2 separate regions of the Mus musculus genome follow, and region 1 is linked to region 2. Evidence: chromatin loops called from intact Hi-C (ENCODE). Cell type or tissue: left cerebral cortex. All regions are shown on one strand. Links, peaks and the distances in the headings refer to the core of each region. The heading gives the core; the rest is flanking DNA.

Evidence for each region. A loop is a pair of places that touch in the nucleus more often than their neighbours do. Peaks named below come from ENCODE experiments on the same cell type or tissue, not always from the same donor. Only the 100,000 strongest peaks of a DNase experiment are listed, where the experiment ranks them.
Region 1: it touches region 2 in a loop (5-fold over the local background); 10 of 42 quality-filtered maps call a loop at or near these places.

What each region holds. Positions count from the first base shown.
Region 1 is chr1:133,630,777-133,633,583 of GRCm38, reverse strand. The region is part of intron 12 of Zc3h11a (zinc finger CCCH type containing 11A); the gene reads left to right. Among named protein-coding and RNA genes, the nearest start is that of Snrpe, 22 kb to the right of the region's middle. In left cerebral cortex, for the core only: a CTCF peak has its summit at 1,238 (motif pointing left); a DNase peak (open chromatin) is centred at 1,218.
Region 2 is chr1:134,044,920-134,047,726 of GRCm38, reverse strand. Fmod (fibromodulin) reads right to left here. Exons shown (of 3, transcript NM_021355.4): 3 at 1-1,253. The coding sequence ends at 1,102. Among named protein-coding and RNA genes, the nearest start is that of Fmod, 9.1 kb to the right of the region's middle. In left cerebral cortex, for the core only: a CTCF peak has its summit at 1,598 (motif pointing right); DNase peaks (open chromatin) are centred at 1,127 and 1,604; H3K4me3 peaks cover 359 bases; H3K27ac peaks cover 315 bases.

The DNA.
Region 1 (2,807 bases), core at 93-2,592, 410 kb after region 2:
ATGCATGGTCTCATGGGAGCACTCTAAATCAGGAATTGGCTAGCTGAAGTTAGAAGTCCAGTGTTTGCTAGTTTTAAGTCAACTTGACACGATCTAGAGTTGTTTTGAAAAGGCTCAATTGAGACAGATATCATCCCCACCAAATTGGCCCATGGGCGAGAAAGTGGTACTTTTTTTTAATTGATGATTTAGTTGGGAAGGCCCAGACCATTGTGAGTGGTGCCACCCCAGAGCTGGTGGTGATACCTGATAGTGTAAGAGAGCAGGTCGAACATGCCATGGGGGTCAAGCCAGGAAATGGCACTCCTCCTGGGTCTCTGCATCAGCTCCTGCCTCCAGGTTCCTGTCCCCACTTCCCTCAGCAGTGGAGGGACCTGAGAGTTGTAAACTGGAATAAACCCTTCCCTCCCCAAGTTGTTGATGGTCATAGTGTTTGATCACACGAGTAGAAACTAACTAAAACAACCAGGGTTTGTATTAAAGAAGACTTCTGCAGAGTCAGAGAGCCAAGGAAGCATATCACACTCCAGGATCAGAGGGCGGCTAAAGCATGGAATTGGGAAAGGACTAATCTGTTATATAAGAGTTAGAAGAGCTTGAGCTTATTCTAGTTCAGTGACAAACTAAATGTTATTTTACAGTTACCGCAAGCTGGTAAGTTGGCTCAGCTGGTAAAAGCACTTGCCACAGTCTGGTGAATGACCCGTGTTTAATCCATACAGTGACAGTGGGGGAGAGAACTGACGCCAAAGGTGTCCTCTGACTCACACAGGCCTTAGTGAGGCACATGTGCCTGTACACACACACACACACACACACACGTAACTAAATTAAATGTCAGAAAGGCCTGGGTATAGTGCCACATGCCCTTAAATCCTAGCACTCACACAGAGGCAAGTGACTTTCTGTGAGTTGGAAGCCAGCTTAGTCTACATAGTGAGTTCCAGGACTGTCAGGGCTATGTAGAGAGACCCTGTCTCAAGTAAACAAAAAACAAACCAAAGAATTCTAAGGGAAAAAATTTTTAAAAAGGGATCAAATGGTCTGATTTGCACTTGTATTTGCTTGTATTATTGAGAAACAGTAGAAGGGAAAGTGCTAGCTGGAATATGACCTATAAAATAACCCAAATAGGGCTGCAGAGATTTCTCAGTGGTTGAGAACACCCACTTCAGACAGCACAAAGCTACTGTAACTTTAGCTTCCAGGGATCTGATGCCCTCTTCTGGCCTCTGCAGGCACATGTACATACATGATATAGACATAGAAATAAATAAAAATAAACCTTGAAAAGATGTAAGATAGTTCAAGTAAATGGACATAGTGGTATAGATGAGTGTTTAAATTGGGGTATTTAAGGTTTTACAGTGCTGTCTAAAGGCGAGACGTCCTAGGCAGATCTTTCCCCCACTTTATGACTTAGGTGAACTGTTAATGCCCGAGAGAGAAGCAGATGGAGGTTTTTGGTTTTGTTTTCTTGTGTGTAGATGTTGAGGTTCAGGAACTGCCGCAAACCATAGAATCACTGATCTCAGTTAAGCAAGAATAGTTTATTGAATGTATATCCTAATACTGATCGATCAGGACCACGAAAGGAGTTGTACTAATCTGTCCTCCAAGTAGACTTTTTATATGAAAAGCCAGGTTCAAAGTTTTAAAGACAAGCAGTGAAGTAGTACAATATTTTAGGCTAACTAGACAGTGTATTATCAGCCAACTTTTAAGCAGATTGGTCTTAAGTGAGGTAAGAGGGGTGGGGGATGGGTGGTGAACAGGGGAATTTAAGACCGTTGAGAAAGTAGAGCATAAGTAATTCAGCTAGAACTTTCGGCTTGTTAGCAGCTTTCCTCAGGGTCAGCTGTGGATGATCACTTCTGGGAAGTGGAGTCTGGAGAACCTGAACTTCATTTCACCATTTGAGTAAAAGGAGCTTGAATACAGAATGGCTCCGTTATGTTAAAAAGAGCAGGCCTCCACATGCCCCCCTTGAGCTTATTCCTTAGAGTCAAATCATTGACTCTTAATTTTTTTCTAAGACCAGTGGGGACCAACTTTTATATCAGTCTTTGTTGGCATTTTGTTATTCTGACAGGTCTTGATCAGTTTGTTGACTTGAGTATTTGAAATTTTGATCTCCCTTAATAAGTGCTGCTACTCCCGTGCTGGCAGACCCTGTTGTGCCCATGTCTGTTAGGAGGGGCACTGTTGGAGCTGCCCTGGCCGTCCGGGATCAGTGTAGATGTCCCGGGTGTTCCCACACTCAGCTCTCTCTCTAGAATTATAGTTTACCTCAGGCAAGGGAACAGGTAAGCGAAGGTTTCAGTGAGGATAAAGGGACTGATAACAGAGAGGCAAAAGCAAGCCAGGTGTCCTTTGAAGGTACTAAATAATATGAGGAAATTTTGCAGTTAACACCTGTAGATGAATTGTTACATTACAGTGTTGAAGGTACTGAGACTCTGATATCTTATTCGAGCCTGCCTATATACAGATGGCTTGTCTTTCAATCTCTCTCAGAGTCAAGGTGGGCTTATGCCCCCAAGGGCATAGTTGGTCTATTTGTGTACCCATTTTCCCCATAGTTAGGTTTTAGATAAGGGGGGAGGAAGAACTCTTGGGGTAGGGGGAGAGATGACCAGGTTTGGGGAGAGGCCTGTCAGCCATGTGGCAGAAACAGATTGCTGAATGGTTAGCTCTTCCTTTGAAGTTGTGTTTTCTAACACTTTGTTGGGAGCAGTGATGTCTAAGACCCTGATATTGATTGTCTGGAACCTCCGGATGGTGACCATCATTCCAGGGTTCTTACC
Region 2 (2,807 bases), core at 108-2,607:
ACAAATCACAGGCACCACTGGGCATAAGGCGGACTGCATAGTGTGAATGCAGAGGAAGCCAGGTCTAGTGTCGGCAGGACTTGGGCCTGGCAGGGCTTCTTGCACCCCAGTGAGCATCTCCACAGGGCTGGTTCCTGATGCTCTAGCATTATGGACAAACGAGCTATTGAGATCACCCCCTAGTCTGGGTTAGTGGGTAGGTCCTCGGCGGGTGGAGTCTGCCTCTGCCATTTGCGTAACAACCCTTCATACTAGACCAAAGGATGAGCAGAGGCTCTTTCTCATGTTTTGAAAACCACGCTTGCCCCTTCGATACTAAAAGCCCAAGAAGGGGTGCAGATCATGTTGTGTCAGATGAAACTGGAAAGGGGGCTGCCCCTTCAGTTCTGCTATCCTGAGGTGTGTCTCTTCCCCATCTTACTATGGATACTGATAATGACCACTGGACACTTCCCTCCTCTGATAGATCCTCCATTATAGAGTCGGTTATCCCCTATGTTAACAGCTCATCATTATGGTGTTCAATATGGTGACTTTAAACAGGTGAGGTGGGGGTAAGTGTGTGATTTTAGCCATCCGTTTAGCCTCAGATAAGAGTGTGCCCTTAGGGTGTGGGTGTCTCCTGACTGCCTAAGACATTAGAAGAGGCCCCAGTGAAAGAGGGCAGAGAGGGTGAGCTGGGGCTGGGAGGAGGTGACTGGGCAAGAGGTGTGTTGTGATGTTTTGAGGAGCAAAGAGCAGGAGCCCAGAGCAACTGCAGAAGCAGCTGGCCATGCTGTTGAGCACAGCTCAAAAAAGGTCAAATTGGAACTGGTTATATGCTACTGTCCAAGCAAGAAGATTTTGGGGCTAGACTCTATAGCTATATTTCTTTTACCACCAAATTCATCCCCCTGCAGAAACTGGCCTGGCCCCTGATCCCACCTAACTCTGCCTGTTGGAAGGAGATTGAATAAGATCCTGTGGACTTCTGTCACATGCGTGTCCCAGACCATCCAGCAAAAGCCAAACATGCAGCGGGGTGGCAGGGCATGTACCCCGAGCCCGGTGCACGGTGCACGGTACTCGGAGCCCGGAGCCAGGAGCCCAAGGCGAGGCCCCTCAGATCTCGATGAGGTTGGCGAGGCGCAGGCAGAGTGGGGCGTCCACCGGCATTGCGCTGCGCTTGATCTCGTTCCCATCCAGGCGTAGCACCTGCAGCTTGGAGAAGTTCATGACGTCCACCACCGTGCAGAAGCTGCTGATGGAGAACTCTGGCGGGACAAAAAGGGAGGGCGGGTGGGAGAAGCTCAGCTTAGGAAACAGATACAAAATGGGCACAGAGGGCCCCTTTGAATCCGCTGAAATAAAGAATAAAGACTGGGGTGGGGGTGGAGTGGAAGAGTTGAACGGGGGGGGGGGGGTGGTGCTAAAGTATTGGAGTCAGACGGATTGGCACCGTTGGGGACCATGCTGGGAACAGAGCACGCTGGGGAGGTGTGAGCCTCCCCAGCTCAACCTCTTACCCCCCTAATTCCCACCCCCTGCTTTGCTCCCCAAATGTCCCGGATGTCCTTCCCACCGGGCCTTGTTTTTTCCCCCTGTGGGCAGCAGGGGGAAGCAGAGGGTAGGTGGAGCTCACAGCTTCTCTAAAGGTTTGGCTGCTCCTGGAAGGACCGCTTTGCTGATGGCGGCACACTGCAAGAAGGCCACTCCAGGAATAGGGTACACTATTTTTGAACATTTCCTGTCATTTTGCAGGTACGGAAAGTAGTAGGACGTGAAAGAGAGAAATCCTGGCCTTAGAGCTGAGTGTCTGGGTGCCAGAGCCTTCAGGGGACTGGAAGGGGAGAGCAGGCTAGAAATGCCAAAGTCAAATAAATAGCCAGGCATGCTGGCAGAAGCCCTTTAGCCTCACTAGGCAGGCAGAGGCAAGCAGATCTCTGTGAGTTCGAGGGCAATCTGAACTACACAGTGAGTTCCAGGACAGCCAGCGTTACACAGAGAGACCCTATCTCAAAAAAAAAAATCCTAAACCAAACAAAATCAAATAATCCCCCTGCCTCCTTGTACGATCACATAGGCCTTTTTTACTTCGGGAGACAGGGTCTCATATAGTTCAGACTGCTCTTAAACTTACTATGTAGCTAAGTACAGCCTTAGACTCCAGATCCTCCTGTGTGACCTCCTGAGTGTGGGCTATCACAGCCAGCATGTACCACCACACCTTGTAGTCTGCCTCTTTTATTTAGTTTTTTTTCCTTTTCAGTTTTCATGTGTATGTGGTGTGCACATGTATATAGCATGTTTGTATGTTCTGCAACACCTGTGTATGTGGGCATGTATGCATGTGAGGCCTAAGGCTACGTCAGGGTTCCTCATCAATGCTTTCCCTCACTGAGCTAAGGACATTCAGTCAAACCCAGAGCTTGCTGGAATCTCTACTCTCGGTAAGTAGCTATCTTGCCTTAGGAATCATCTGTCTTCCGAGGTTAGAACTACAGGCAAGCTGTCACCACCACCAGGGGAATGTTCCAGCTTCTGCAGCCTGTCCCCTAACTCCCCACTTCCACGGGCCCTTCAAGGGCCCTGAGTGCCCTTGGGTATCCTTCCCACAAGACCCCGTAGGTTCTGAGGATTTGAACTTTAAACTTGGGGGTAGGTGGAGACAGGGACAGAGCCATCCCCCTAGGCTGTGGTCTCTTTTTTACTCTCAGAAGTCTCTGGGGACTCTTTTGTAGAGGAGTTCCCCTAAGCCATGAAATAGATGTTCTAGTTTTGGGTCATCTCAACACAAGGCTTCGCACAGCTGTCTCTGTTGTCCTCTT